2 separate regions of the Mus musculus genome follow, and region 1 is linked to region 2. Evidence: chromatin loops called from intact Hi-C (ENCODE). Cell type or tissue: left cerebral cortex. All regions are shown on one strand.

What was found. A loop is a pair of places that touch in the nucleus more often than their neighbours do. Peaks named below come from ENCODE experiments on the same cell type or tissue, not always from the same donor. Only the 100,000 strongest peaks of a DNase experiment are listed, where the experiment ranks them.
Region 1: it touches region 2 in a loop (4-fold over the local background); 2 of 42 quality-filtered maps call a loop at or near these places.

Annotation. Positions count from the first base shown.
Region 1 is chr7:133,859,262-133,867,261 of GRCm38, forward strand. Fank1 (fibronectin type 3 and ankyrin repeat domains 1) reads left to right here. Exons shown (of 11, transcript NM_025850.2): 3 at 2,842-2,966. Among named protein-coding and RNA genes, the nearest start is that of Gm51500, 71 kb to the right of the region's middle. In left cerebral cortex, no CTCF peak of the experiment used is centred here; a DNase peak (open chromatin) is centred at 4,679.
Region 2 is chr7:134,203,624-134,211,623 of GRCm38, forward strand. The region is part of intron 1 of Adam12 (a disintegrin and metallopeptidase domain 12 (meltrin alpha)); the gene reads right to left. Among named protein-coding and RNA genes, the nearest start is that of 5830403F22Rik, 13 kb to the left of the region's middle. In left cerebral cortex, no CTCF peak of the experiment used is centred here; a DNase peak (open chromatin) is centred at 4,487.

The DNA.
Region 1 (8,000 bases), 340 kb before region 2:
GAATCTGATTCATCCTATGTGCACTCTGCTTGAAGGCACACGAGCCTTTCATCCTGGGGCTGGTGTCCTTTGAAACTTACATTTCATTCTGATACATCTTGTCTGTTGTAGACGTCAGAGAGACCTTCCCTGCAGGACACCATGCAACCCTCCCTTCTTCCACCCATCATTCCTCACGCAGGGGAATAAGCTCAGGAGAAAAATCAGGCTTCAGGCTCTGGATGGGATAGGGATGGGAAGGTGAAGGCTACTGTGTCACCCTGGGTCAGAGAAGCTCTGTTCTGGAGCCACCCCTCTAATGCCACACCTTGGAGAAGAGACTGCTTTTCTAGTGGGCTCTGGAGAGGAATAAATGAGGCTGAGGCCCATCTTTATTCTGCAGGCATGTGTTCAGGCAAGCTTCTATCAGCCACGATGCTGACTCCAGGCGACAGGGTCCACAGGATGTTGAATGATTTAACTCAGTCTTGAGCTCATCCAGGGCTGCCTGACCCAGCACCTTGCAAGAAACGGGCATGGGATAAGTTTGAATTGCATAGGACAGAACTTATGTGTAAATATTTACGTTGAGCACAAACATCCTTGAACAGTCAGTTTGCAAATGGTAATGTATGGCTCTGGCCTCTGCAGAAGCTCTGCTGAGGATGAGAGAAATGACAGAAGACAATGGTAAGCTTGCATGCATGGAGCCGTGGGGAAGTGTATTTGAAGGGAAGAAAGCAAGAATGAAGTGAAGCAGAGAGAAAAAGAACTGGAGATAGTGTGTCTCCTCATCAAAGATCAAGCCTTTGAGGCACAAGCCCAAATTTAGTTAGATACAGCATTGAAGCAGAGATACCCGGGATCTACTGAAAGCCCAGTAACGATGTCTGGTCGTAGAGTGAAGCTAAGAATTGAGTCAGATCAGGAGCCACATGTGATCCTGTCCCCTCTGAAGGCTTGTTGTCTTATAATGTGCACCAAAGCGGAGCCATCCCCTCAGCTTCTCTCATAGCAGAGAACTGTCACCTCCCTGCACCTTTTGGTTCCAGCATCCTCTGAGAGGGCAAGAGCAGGGCAGTAGGCTAGCCATTGTCCTGTTTTCTGGCCCTCTAGCCACTGTCCTGTTTTCTGGTTCTCATTTTCTAAGCTCCTGATTACAGAGTTCAGACATCATCCCTTGGAGCCATGGGCTCTTCACTGCTAGCCTCTAGTTAGACTTCTATCATAGAAACCTTAACTCCTGTTGCCCATCAGCATTCCTAGGTGAACTTACCTATGATGTAAGATGTTAGAGTTGTTTTGTACTGCATTGCCTGGCTTCCTAGCTAAACTGATTTGCTTCTGAGCAGCAAACCATCATTAGCTTGATTTCTTAAGGCCTGTTCCCTGCAGTATTTTGCTTGCTGTAGATATAGTAGCTATCAGTTTGTCAGCCGTATCTACCTACTTGAAGACTCTATTTGAAACTCACACGTGTGCAATAATTGTTCAAATGTGAAACTTTGTCATCTGAATATGAATTTTATGGATTAGTGTGATTATTTCTTTTGAAGAACATGTGTGTTGTCAGCTGTGCACCAAACACTGTGTTATGTGAAACTTTTTTGGGGGGAGTATAAACAAATGTTTATTTACTCTAGATAACAAACCAATAACACACTATGAGAACAATTTTACCAAAGAGCCACTTGATGAACCAATGAGATTTTTTTTTTCCTGGGAGGATGTGGGAGAGGTTAGGTATATGAGCATGAGGTCTCCAAAGGTAGTTGTGTCAAAGGTACTGACGAAAGAAAGCTGGAATCCTGAAGCTCTGAAAAACTTTTAGGCAGCTCTATAGGTCAGAGAGTGTGGAGAGCTGTGCCGAGAGCAATCGCGTGTGTGCTGCCAGCAATTGCTGTGGAGAGCCGTGCTGCGAGCAATCGCCATTATTAGATGGCGCTGGCCTCCGCTGTGCCTAACTAGTAAACAAGCCTTGTACGCAGGTGTGAGAGTGAACTCACTCCAAGTCACTCCCATTCTTGGGGTGTAATACTGGGGTGATGGGCGAGCAACGAATCAGGAGCTGTCACGCCATATCAGGCGTTGAAACGTCACGCTGTGGGCTATAAAAGCAGCGCCATTTTCCGTTTCGGGGTCTTCCTGAAGAAGTAAGCAATAAAGCTTTTGCCACGGAAGATTCCGGTTTGTTGCGTCTTTCTTGCTGGTCGAGTGGGACGCAATAAGAGAGTCTCTACTTAGGCAGCTCAGGTGGTGGGAAAGTTCCTTTTCTCTTGTATCCAGGCTGGTGGGAAAATTCCTCCCCCGGCCTTCTGAATCTTACTAGTTTTAGGAACTTGCTAAGACTTGTGAGTTGTTTGCTTTCAGAGACTCATGAGCCTTCCCCATTACTTTCTGGATGGAATGTTTAATTACAACACCACAACTGGCTAGTCCAGATGGGAAAAAGAGGTGGCATGTCACAAAGGTATGGATCTGTGACCTGTCCATTTTTCTCAAGGAATTCAATAAAGCAGGATCAGATTGATACTGATTTATTCAGTGGAAACATTTATAAGTCGATTCTACCTGTTGTTACCTGCTCTTGGGAAATGCTGCCTAGGTGACCTGGCATGTAGGCAAGGCAAAAGCTACACTGTATAAAACTGAAAACCTGCTGTACACATGAAAAGATTTTCTTTGTGAAACCCTCCCCAAGCCAAAAATTTCACTTGCATTGTCAGTGGAAGATTGTGAATACATATAAAACATTCCATCCTCAGACACAACACCAGGCAGGCATCACTGTCAGGAAATGATATAAAACTAGGAAAAGAGCAAGGTGGTCAGAGGCATCCTTGTTTGTCTCCATCTGTCCAGGGGTTATGCAACAAGGCATGTGGTTGAAGGCCTAGAACCAAGGACACTATACAAATTTCGACTGAAGGTCACCAGCCCCTCTGGAGAATATGAGTACAGCCCAGTCGTCTCGGTGGCTACGACCCGTGAGTACACTCTGCTCTATGCTTACTTCTTAGAGATATGAAAAACGCAAAGCAGTTCAGAGGTAAAAACTGACTGCTTTCTCCTAGGCCTCACTGGAAGCAGAAAGCGCTCCATTTGTGAGGTCTGTGGTAACGCCTCCTATCAGCATGGCACAAGGAAGACCAGATATGCTCTTCTGAATTGGGAGAGCTGGCTTGGTGCCGGGACTGTCCTGTCCATGGGCATTTGGCACAGGGTAGGAGCTATCTTTCTTAGGAAGTGGGCCAGCAGGGATGGGCTGAGTGTTGTCTTCTCATGTGTGTCGACTGTACACGGCTTCCATGCATGTGTGTGTCCTGTCTGCCACATACTTCTGGTTCCTTGGGTACTGAAACTGAAGAAAAACATGATCAATATTTTCCCAGCTCCAGGGAGGCAGTCCTCCACAGAGGTGGTCAGGGAGGGTAGCCACACTGCCTCTGACCACCTGTGTTCTGTGGCCTGCCATCATGCCCTCCACGTGACTGAAAATGATTCAGATTTTGAGCTCCCCTGTTGGTCCTTTGGTTACAATGAAGACAAGAGGAGCCCGGCTCTGGATGAACAGACCGGGAGGGGAGTTAGTTAAAGTGGGGGTGGTAGGGGGGATGGGGGAGCTTCACCTGTGTTTCTCACTGGACTACCCAGACTCCTTGTCAGCCCACCGCACATGCTCCACAGGCACAGTTGACTCAGGGCTGGTTCTTGTGCAGGTTTCTCCTTCCCCTGCACAGGCTCCTCCCATTTTGAGGCAGGCCCAGCACTTCATCCATTCTGCTTTACATATTTGCTCTTCCTTTTACCCCCACCTACATTGTAGGCTCCCAGATGGAGGGGTGTGGGTCAGCTATCTCTCCTGGCAGGACTGGTGCGTAGATGATTGAGATTCAGTGGTAGAAGTGGGAGCAGGAAAAGAGATGCACTTCGTTAGGGCAGGCTCCCTCTCCTGTCTTGGGTGGGGACAGATGCATCTCTCACCAACTGGATGAGTCCACCCAAGGCCAGCTGGAGAGGTGCACACAGCTGGTTCTGCAATCAGCTTTGATGGACTCCAAGAGACCTACTATCCGCTGAGTCACACACCTAAGCCAGAGTTCACAGAGAGGGTAGAGGCCAGGCTGACCTTGCAGATCAGCTGACAAGGAACGTGCCTGTGGCTAAGTGTGCTTCTTCTTACCCAGCTGACTTCAGAGAAGCAGCTGCAGACATCTGGCCTAGGAATTTGCCATGATAGTTCTATGGTTTTTGTAGGTAATTAGACCTCTCAGAGGAGAGGAACATGCTGGTGGTGATTGTGCACTCACATGTGCGTGTGTTGGTGTGTATATGTGTGGTGTGGTGTGTGTGTGTGTATGTTATGTGGTGTGTATATGTGTGTATATATGTATGTGCATATATATATATATATATATATACATACATACATATATATATATATATATATATATATATATATATATATATATATATGCAAACAATGCACCTGACTGCTTCTCTGCCAGCCCCATGGACTACGCACCGTGGAGGGATTGGTATCCTCTTTGCCCCATGGGCTATGCTCCGTGGAGGGATTGGTGTCATCTTTGTTGGAGGCAAACAACTGCTGATAGACTGCTGTTCCCTTATTCTATCTTGCTCAGTGTAGACTCTCTTAAGGAGGCAGAGATGCTAAGCAGAGAATTGAGAATGCTCACATTATACAGAGCAAGCAAAAATGCTTCTGTGGGCTGATGATTTGCATTCAGTTTGAGAGTGTTTTAATGAATCACAAAAGCCTGCGCTTTGTTTGAATAAAGGATGCTCAGCCTTTTTTTTTTCCCCTTCCCAGGTAATGTACACGAGGCTCTTGTTTAAATGAAGCATGCAATTTTAATCAGTCAGACCCTTAAAAAGAAAGAAAAACAGCTGCTACTTGTTAATTGGCAAATATCTTCTCCAATGAGTCCCTGATTTATTCACTGCTTTTAATAAAGACCCAAATTCCACCAAGGAAGGTGTTATCCAGTGTCATACTCATGTGCTTATCTGCAGCTAAGTGACCCCAAAGTAGAGTAAGACGGCTTCTCAAAGTCCACCCTACCCATCCCCCAAGGGGTGCCCACTGAGTGCACTGCATCTAACTCAGATGGACACCCCTAGAGCATCCTCAATATGATGCTTGCAGTCACACCACTCAGAGGAATCCAGACTTACCAAGGCCAATGCTAGCCTGTTTTACATTCAGTCACACATATTGAGGCCATTCTCCTGGCCAGGCCTGCAGAGTCTTGAAAAGCTCTTGGCTAGAGGAGTGGAGTATGTTGCTCACCCTGGAATTTCCTCTTTGATCTCCATGACTCCTGCCTGTGGAGGAAGTAGAAGTGGCAGGCAAAGGCCTTTTTATTCTGTCCTATATTTGTGAAATTCTAGCTCACAGGTTTTATTTTTAAAACTATTATTATTATTACTATTACTATTATTATTACTTGTGTGTGTATGTGTGTGTGTGTATATGTGTATGTATGTATGTGTGTATATGTGTGTGTGTATGTGTATATGTGTATATGTGTGTGTGTATGTGTGTATGTGTGTATGTGTGTGTGTGTATGTGTGTATGTGTATGTGTGTGTGTGTATGTGTGTGTGTGTATGTGTATGTATGTGTGTGTGTATGTGTGTGTGTATGTGTGAGTGTGTGTGTATGTGTGTGTGTGTGTGTGTGTATGTATGTGTGTGTGTGTGTGTGTGTGTGTGTGTGTGTGTGTGTGATAGCATGCATGTAGAGGTTAGAAGACAGCTTTATGGAGTTGATTCTCTTTGTCCACCTTCAGGTGGAATTTGGGATGGCATTCAGGTTTCCATGCTTAGGTAGCAAGTGTCTTTGCCCCTGAGGTGCACTGCCAGGCCACCTTAAAAGGTTTTCCTGGGACGATCCACATGGGTCTAGTGGGATCCTCAGTTTGTCCCCATCCTCCTGGGACAGCGTCTTGGAAGCAGGGAAGTACTGACTGAGCTAATGCTGAGAAGGACTCTCATAAGTGACGAGTGCTTTTTTGGTTCTTTTTGCTGGGGCTCAGTAAGGTGGTGTATGAGAACGGGTACTGCTTTCCTTTGTCTTTGTGAGGAGGTCCCTTTGTTCTCAGAATCCCATGTGACGCTCTGAAGATGCCTAGCATAGTCAGGAATAGACACTACATTTATTTTAGCTGTGTCATAACCCCTAGACATCTTTGTTGCATACAGCTCTCAAGTTCATAAGTGTGAAATGAGCTTGTTTTGTTTTCTAATATCTTTGTACAACAGCATTTTCTGGTTAGGATATGCTAGGAAGCACCTTTATCAGGAGGCCTTACTGTGCAGGGAGGTGGAGTAGAGTGAAGTGGAGTGCACTGCAGTGAGGTGCACTGCAGTGATGTGGAGCACAGTGCAGTGATGTGGAGCACAATGCAGTGATGTGGAGCACAGTGCAGTGAGGTGGAGCACAGTGCAGTGAGGTGGAGCACAGTGCAGTGAGGTGGAGCACAGTGCAGTGAGGTAGAGTGTAGTGCAGTGAGGTGGAGCACAGTGGAGTGAGGTGGAGTGCAGTGCAGTGAGGTGGAGCACAGTGGAGTGAGGTGGAGTGCAGTGCAGTGAGGTGGAGTGCAAGTGGAGTGAGGTGGAGTGGAGTGGAGTGAGGTGGAGCACAGTGCAGTGAGGTGGAGTGCAGTGCAGTGAGGTGGAGCACAGTGCAGTGAGGTAGAGTGCAGTGCAGTGAGGTGGAGCATAGTGCAGTGAGGTGGAGTGCAGTGCAGTGAGGTGGAGTGTAGTGGAGTGAGGTGGAGTGTAGTGCAGTGAGGTGGAGCACAGTGCAGTGAGGTGGAGCACAGTACAGTGATGTGGAGATCAGTACAGTGGAGTGAGTGCAGTGCAGTGAGGTGAAGGGCAGTGGGGTGAAGGGCAGTGAGGTGAAGGGCAGTGAGGTGAAGGGCAGTGAGGTAGAGGGCAGGTAGCCAGTAGAGAAATGGGGGAATGCTGCAGGTGCTTCCAGATCTTGCTCTGAATATCACAAGTCCCCAATCACTGAAGCTTTTAGGCATTCACTTTTACTTGACACTTGTTGGGGAGGGCAGGGAGAGTTACATTTGTTTTAGATTCTGTACTTAAAAACATAGTAAGAATAGAAACAACCCCCAAATTAGTCAGCTACCTCAATGCCTATCAAATTAAGGTCCTAGGTGAGACTTGGCCATGAGCTCTGATAATGATACTCCTAACTGGTGACCTTGGACAGTTTAGCATCACTCAGACTTGATTATGTTGAAATCAAATGAACTTTCAACACTTCCATGCTTGACTCTGTGACTGGGCTCTTTTATAGGTGACAGGCTACTTGTGGGCTCCTCTCCCTTATGTAGGAAGGAGGCAGGGAGGGAGCACAGTCTACTTAGATAATCCCCTGAAGTGCAGAGAATCACACAATGGTCTATCAGTGAGTCCACTTCAGTGTAGCTGGATACTTCAACCATGACACAGTTGACATACTGGCTCTGGTTAGGTCCTGAGTGATGGCGGGATGTCCTGTGTGTTATAGGTTACTAAGCAGTACTCTGGGTCCTTCTCTGCAAGTTACCAGTAGCATCTCCCGAGTTGTGACAACATAGGTCTTTAGACATTGTCAAATGTCCCTGAGAGTATAAAGCCATTCCAGCTCTGAGTTCCTTCAGTGGTTCTCAACCTTCCTAGTGCTAGGACCCTGTAATACAGTTCCTCATGTTGTGGTGACCCCCAGCCCCCAACCATAAAGTTATTTTGTTGCTACTCCATAGCTGTGATTTTGTTACTGTTATGAATTATCATGCAAATATCTGATATGCAGGATATTTGATAGGCAACCCCCATAGGGGTGGAGACTCACACAGGTTGCTTTAGTGAAATCCATGGCTAGGCAAGACTTTCCTTAGACAAACAGGGCTAGCCAGGTTCTTGGCTTTGAAAGCTTATCACAATATCTTAACTTGAGTAAAGACCCCTGTGCCTAGCAAAGTCTATGAGTTTTAC
Region 2 (8,000 bases):
GGAAACAGTGAGTGCATACCATGTGTGTTCTTTTGTGATTGGGTTACCTCATTCAGGATGGTATTTTCTAGTTCCATTTATTTGTCTAAGAACTTCATGAATTTATCGTTTTTAATAGCTGAATAGTTCTCCATTATGTAAATATACCACATTTTCTGTATCTATTCCTCTGTTGAAGGACATCTGAGTCTTTCCAGCTCCTTGGCTATTATAAATCAGGCTGCTATGAACATATTGGAGCACATGCCCTTATTACATATTGGCGCATCTTCTGGGTATATGCCCAGGAGTGGTATTGCTGGGTCCCCAGGTAGTACTATGTCAAATTTTCTGAGGAATTGCCAAACTGATTTCCAGAGTGGTTGTACCAGCTTGCAATCCCACCAGCAATGGAGGAGTGTTCCTCTTTCTCCACATCCTCGCCAGCATCTGCTGTCACCTGAGCTTTTATTTTAGCCATTCTGACTGGTGTGAGGTGGAATCTCAGGGTTGTTTTGATTTGCATTTCCCTGATGGCTAAGGATGTTGAACATTTCTTTAGGTGCTTCTCGGCCATTGTATGTTCCTCAGTTGAAAATCCTGAGTGAGGTAACCCAAAGGAGCCTGATATGGCTGTCTCCTAAGAGTCCCTACCAGAGCCTTACAAATACAGAGATGGATGCTTGCAGCCAACCATTGGACTGAGCTTGGGGTCCCCAATAGAGGAGCTAGAGAAAGGACTAAAGGAGTTGAAGGGGATTGCAACCCCGCAGGGAGAACAACAATATCAACCAACCAGTCTCTCAAGAGCTCAGAGGGACTAAGCCATCAACAAAGGAGTGCACATGGCTACAGCTACATATGTTGCAGAGGATGGCCTTGTCATGCATCGGTGGGAGGAGAGGTCCTTGGTCCTATGAAAGCTCGATAGATGCTCCAGTGTAAGGGGAACTGAGGGCAGGGAGGTGGGAGTGGGTGGGTTAAGTAGAGGAACATCCTCATAGAAGCAGGACCAGAGAGGATGGAATGGGAGAGAGGGGACCGGGGAAGGGGATAACATTTGAAATGTAAATTTTAAAAAAATCCAATAAAAAAAAAGAAAGAAAAAAATTGGAAACAGATCTTTTCTGGCTAAGACTGCTGATGAGGTCCCCACCCTGGCAATACATTGACTGCTGCCTGCAAGAGAAGCCATGGCTAGCTCTTTGTCATGAGAGCATAATCAAGTGCCGATGTGAAATAAGTGGTATTCCCATGTATGTACATTATAACTTTTATCAATGTTCTGATGTGGGTGAAAGTTGTCAGGCTGCATCTTGCATCCACTCACGAGAATAAATAGAGTCAGAAATTGAACTTGTCATGCAATAAGTTTCCCTGTAAAGAAAACAGTTGAGCTGATAAGCTCATATGAATCTTTAGTATAGAAACAAAGGGTTTCTATAAATCCTAAAAATGGATTTTCAATGTCAGGACCCACAAGCTAAGTCCTAGGACCCTCGGAGTGAAAGATTAAAGTCTTATTGTACTCGGGTGTCCTTCTTGAAACAGTAGCTGTCTCCTTTGTGGGCTTCCCAGAATAATCAGAAGTGGAAGCCGGGTAAAAGTTGGAGTCTGAAGATCATGGCTCCCACCCTGTCAGCCCAGTGTGCTCTGAAATCAACCATTAAACCGTATTTGATTTGCAGCTGCAGTAGCGAAGTCAGATCCCAAGTTCTCCACGCTTAAGCGTCTCCATGTGCATAACGGATGCCACACTTCAGATGCCACACTTCCAGGGACTCTGGGCACATTTTGATGTGCTGCTTTCTTCAAAGGGCTTCTCCCAGCACTTGCTGAATGTGAGTGAAAGTGCCAGCCAGCAGCACCACAACTGCTGTGACCAGCCTAAGCCCTACTCTGCCTTCCTCCTGGGCAGAGGGATTCGCACATTCGGTGGCAGCTGCATTTCCTACCAGGCTGAAGACCCTGCACATCTTAAAGTTCCAGCCTTGGCTTCCCAGGAGGAAGGCAGTTGACTGTGGCTCCTGCCTCCCTGGGGCGGGGTAGTAGAGGATGAGCCGAGAATGAGGCCACACTCTCCAAACAGGACTGGCTCATTGAAATAGCACAAGCAAAGCTTTAATTCTTTCCTACCAGGTAACAGCAATCAACTTTTAGAAACATGGCTGTACTATAAGTACAAAATCTTCAGTTTAGCTTTCTGTCTTAAAAGGAGCTCTGAGGTTCAATCAGGTGTGTTGGACTAAGACTGAGTGGGTTTTCCCCCCAATAATTTATCAATTATTTATTCACTTTACATCCCAATAACACATCCCCAACCTCTCCTCCGGGCCCTGCCCTTACAGGACCCTCCTCAGAGAAGAGAGGGTGGGGCTAGATATCCTAGAGTGGAGTGGTACCCAAGGGAAGCGTCCCCTTCTCTAATTGGATTTTTTTTTTAAAGCCACTTAAAACAGAGGTGGCTGGAACTAACAAAGGAAGAACAGTTCAGACAAAAACCATCTCGACAGCAGGGCGCATGCTCAACTGACTGCCTTTCTGGGTGGGAAAGTAACACTTTTTGGTCTTGGGGTTGAAATCCTTCAAATTCTAGAATGTTTGAAACTGTTTTAGACCTGTAGAATTCTGAAGAGCAAAGTCCCAGAGCCTCAAATGAGCTGCACTCTTGATGTCCTGTGCTCTGCCAGGTGATTGGCATGAGAGCGGGGAGGCTGGGTGCTGTTTCGTCCACAAAAGCATGAAAGATTCTTACCTAAACAGTCGCTTCTAGCCACACCCACCCAAAACCTTGATGAACAATTTAAGCTCTATCTACTCCCCCATCCTACTCCTAACCCTCTTCCTCTCCAAGTTCTTTCCCGAAGGCCCATTGGGAGCTGAAGGCTTGGAAAAGCCATGACCCTGCCTTGGTCTACCTTGGCTCTTCCCCTTTAAGTGTCCCTTCTACCCAACCCATGATATTCACACAGTGGCATAGAAGGAAATACATCTTTATCCTTTTAGCTGTAAGTCAACAAGACCAGAAGAAAGGCTTGGTGGCACACATCTTTAATCCCAGCACTTAGGAGGCAGAGGCAGGCAAATCTCTGTGAGCTTGAGGCCAGCCTGATCTACATAGTGAGTTCCAGAACAGCCAGAGCTATGGAAAGTGCCTAGGGAGAATTGGCACTACCTTCCTGGGTTATAGAGAGATATCCCTAATTCTAAGCCCAAAAGCATAAACACTGGAACATGAGATCTAAGATATAGAAGGAAAGAGAAACACCCCTGCACCTTTGATGCCCCATCTTGTATTTTGGGAACAACACTGACAACCATTCATTAGACTTAGGATGGGATGGTAGCTCATAGAACCTAGAACTTAGGCCTTCTGAGGTGGGGGTGGGGTGGGAGGCTAAACTCAAACCATCGAGTGAGCAGTGGTAGCCGTGCCTCTCTGTACAATTTGAAAGGAATGTGTATTTCTTCATTCAGTGCTTACCATAGCCCAGGAAGGGGACTACCTTTCCATTCCTTAGTGGTGAAAAATAAAATATATCCAAAATAAAAGATTTCCTAGGTTCCTTCACAGAGCCACACAGATGTCCATATTCTGGCACTTGATTCAAGCCACCTGTCATTTTCATAACCATAAAGTGGGAGAATTATCAGCCCCCTTGACGCACTACATCTACCCAGGTGTGACCCAAGAGGAGACAGATGAAATACAGGTCCTTATTTTCTGTCCTTGATATCCTTGGGAGATAAAGGTACATTAAGGAGGTGTCATATATGTCTGAATACATAGTCTTAGCTTGTTTTTTGTTTTGTTTTGTTTTGTTTTGTTTTAAAAACAAAACAAAACTATTTCTCATCTCATCCTTCTTCCTGCCCTCTTAGCAAATTGCTGTCTTGTTTGATCCTCTGTAACCAGTGGCTTGGACCTGAGATGGGACGAGAAGAAAGTCAAATGAAAAGCTTCTCCTGGTAGCAAGCAGAGTGGAGAAGCAGGCAAAAAGACAGTGAGATTCATGAGGACAAACTGGCAGAGGGAAATAAGAGAGGAACAGAACTTCCCATGAATTAATGGCGCTCAAGGAACACGAGTTCCCCCATGAAGAGGTGGCATAAAGCTTGGGGGATCAAGTTAACGAGTCATCAAAATTTTGGTGTCATTTAGGTGATTGCTCTCCATCCCCTAGGTAGTAAATGAGTGGAGAATTACATTGATGTGACATCACAGAATCCATTCCAAAAGTTGCAGAGATATCCAGATGAGCATCTGCGCCATCGTCATGCTCCGCCGTATAACCCTCCCCTTATCAAAATCAATAAGCATGGGGGAAAAAATCTAGTGTGTGCTCCCAGAAGGTGCAGGCAAGAGGAATTCTGTTGACACCTCTGCTGGCGGAGAGGCAGCTTCCGGAGGAGTTCATGTCTGACTGGTTCCCCAGCTGTTCTCCGTTTGCCCCTGCCAGGAGAGGATGGGAACAGCTGATGTCCTCGCCCACAGCTTAGCTTGGCCCCATCATTTGCACATCCACCCCTGCAGCTGCCAAGGCAAAGAATGACCTGCCAACGGGAGAGCAGCTGCCTGATTTCCTGATGAATATTCTCAGGACTGGAAGCTGAGACCCGGTCCCCCTGGAGCGGGTTCAGTTTCTTTCAGCACATCCCTAGGATTCGCATGCTCTACATGCTCCGAGGTGAGAGCCTGCGTCTGGTTTTCACACCATGGTAACCCCCAGCTCCTAGCCCAACTCTTGGATCACAGTGTGCAGGAAGGAAACGTGTTGATTCATATGCGGCCTGCTGGCTCGGAAAACATGGTGACCCCGAAGAGGACTTGCCACTGAAACACATGCAAATGTTAAACGTGACACCCACATTGAAGGACCCATATAACTGAACTTGAGAGAAAAGGAAGAGAATTAGAGGGAATTAAAGGAATTCTAAGCAAAGACATTCGGACACTTCAATACCTTGGAAGCCAGGAGGTCTGGTGGATACTGGCCCAACTCCAGTCATGACAGAAGTATGACTTGAACACAGAGGAGATTGACAGCTAAGACACTTGACTAAAACCAGGGCCTGGATTAGGGGTTTAGTGTTGGGCACAGTGCTTGCCTAGCATATGAAGCCCTGGCTTCCATCCCTGACACCACAATCTCCCCATTAAAAACAAAAATCTAAACAGATCCTTGAAGGGCTGTCCTTCCCAAGTTTTTATAACTTGGGGGTTATAAAAACAACTAAGTTTCTCAGGGAACCTGCAATCTCTCAAGTCACTTATTTTCACCCCCATATCTGTTGAGTTTTAGATAGCAGGCTCAAAAAAATACCAGCACTGCTGACAATGTCCTGACTGCCAGTCTGGGCTCGGCTCAGGCTGCAGGCTGACCAGGTAAAGAGAAGGATTGCCACCTAAAGCCAGCATTACCCCTATTTACCCTGTTCAGCCAACTACCTCCTCCAGTGAGCATTGAACTTCTGATTGACACAAGCAAGCCTGTAACAGACCTAAGTCTCCACACTAGTTCTCAGGCTGTTCTTACCCATACCACAAGCTGTTCTAGCTCGCATGCCTCTCTTAAAATAGGCAAATCTTTCCTACCTTTTTCCTGTCCTTTCTGATCCTGGAGAGACAGCAGTGGCAGTTTGATCCCCAATAAACCTTTTTATTTTTTATTTTATTTTTTTTTTACCTACAGAGTGGTTTAGTTCTGTGGCTTCACTGTGCCCTCACTTACACTAGGGACTCAGAACTTCATGTCTTTGCCACTTGGGCGTACAGAACAAGCTTACAATAAACATGTGGTATAAAAGTTCCAAGTTGGGGAATAGTGTGCAAGAATGGCTTCAGACAAGTGAACACCCAGGAACCTGTTAGTCTTAAACAATCTCTGCTCTACAGGAAAGTTCCTGAATTTACAGCATGGCTCATAGTGTACAGGAGAAGAGGGCTGAGAAAGGGAAAGCAGAAACCTCTGAAAGAGATGAGCTGTGATAATAAAGAAAAATAAGATTTTACTCTAAGCTCTTGAGGTTCTGGGAATTGGCCAGTGAAACAATCTGGAGGGAATGACAATATCGTATACCTAAAGACGGGAAGAGCTTGAAGGCAACCTCAATGAAATGAACGAGTTATCACTTCAAAATGTATCTAGCGAGTTTGAAGAACAAAATGAAGCTTTCACAAATGAACATTTAAAAAACATCGGGAAACATAAAGTGAGTCAATAAGTAGTCCAGACAGTCAACTAGGCACAGCTAAAAGGAGAATTGGGAAGATCAAATCTAGTCTTAGACATGTTACCTGTAATAAAAAGAAGGTAAAGAAAGATCAAGGTATAAGCAGAAGCTATGAACAGGGTCACTGACTAACAAGGTCCAATGGCAAAAAAGAGTTTCAAATCAGGTAATAAAGGGAAGGATGAAGGTTAATCATCTTTATCATGGTCTGGATTCAAGAAACTCAGGCAATCCAGGCCTGCTGGTATAGGTCTTAATCCCATTTACCTGGGCAGTTAAGGAAGGGGGAATCACAGGTTCAATATCTGTCTGAGCTATGGAGTGAGTTCAAGGTCAGGTTAATCAACTTAATAAGAGTCTACCTTATTCAGCCAAAGACAGCTTGGGATGTAAAGTGGCAGTACCTTTGTGAGTATGTCTGAGGCCCTAGGTTCAATCCTGAGTACCACAAGAAGACAAAGGAGAAGGAAGAAACATACGTGAATGAAAAAAAAGAAAGAGAAGAGGAAAAAGGGGGGTTAGAAAGACCATGGGTGTGGTAGTGACATAAAGCCAGGTATAAATGATAAATAGAAATTATTCCTTTTCAGCCATACACTAACACAAATTCATATTGACAAGATTATAGAAACATGTGCACACACATGTAAAAATACAGACCAACAATGAAAAACTGACATATCTAGATAAAAAGACAGATCCAACAAATAACTGTTACTCTAAAGAGACCAATGCCACGTCAGGGAAGGCTGGGATACACCAGGGGATCTCTACTTGCCTGAGGGAAACAACTGTCCATCTAGAATTCAACACAGAGGTAAGCCTGTGAGAGAGTTACAATGGGCATCTTTGGGGACAGCAAACACAGTTTGTTCATCAGAGACTCTCAGTGGAAGACAGCTTTAAGAAGGAGTGAGCTGAATGCAGCAGCAGAGAAGATTTGGTTATATTGGATGAGCCAATCTAAGTGTTGGATGACAACACCAGACCAGAGTCTCTTATGGCCCCACTGCATTGTTTTAAAGTTAAAGACAGAAAGACAGACAGACAGACAGACAGACAGACAGACAACGCTACATGCATACAGATGTCCTTGTAGGCCAGAAGAAAGCATCAGATTCTCTAGAATTGGAGTAATAGGTGACTTTCAGCTTCCTGGCGTGGGATCCGGGAATTGATCCTGGGTCTTCTTTCTGTATGAAGAGCTCATAAGGACTGTTGCATCTCTAAAGTTCTCCCACGTCCAGCAGTTTGAAGAATACATTAGTTACTCTGCCTGTTGCTGTGACAAAAAACACTTAGGAAATGCAACTTAGGGGACAGGTGGCCATTTTGGCTCACAGTTTGCAGTGTCAGAGAAGCCATGGGGATAGGAACAGCCCACGGTTGTGAGAGAGGGAAGCCAATGTCTCTCACATCTCAGGGAGCAGAGATGGGCGAGTCGTGGCGGGCGCTCAGCTGTCTTCCTGCTTTTCTCCCTTTTATTTAACCATGGTCCCCAGGTTGTGGGATGGTACCGTCCACTTCAGCGATCCTTTCCTCCTCAGTTAACCCTGTCTGGATACACCTCACATCACATGGGTGATTCTCCAAGAACCAACCTGTGGGCCACAGCCCCTTCAGGGGTTAAATGATCCTTTCACAGAGATTATATGTCAGATATCCTTCATATCAGATATTGACACTATGAGTCATAAGAGTAGCAAAATTGCAGTTATGAAGTAGCAATGAACATAATTTTATGGTTGGAGGTGATCACAACATGAGAAATGATATTAAAGTGTCAC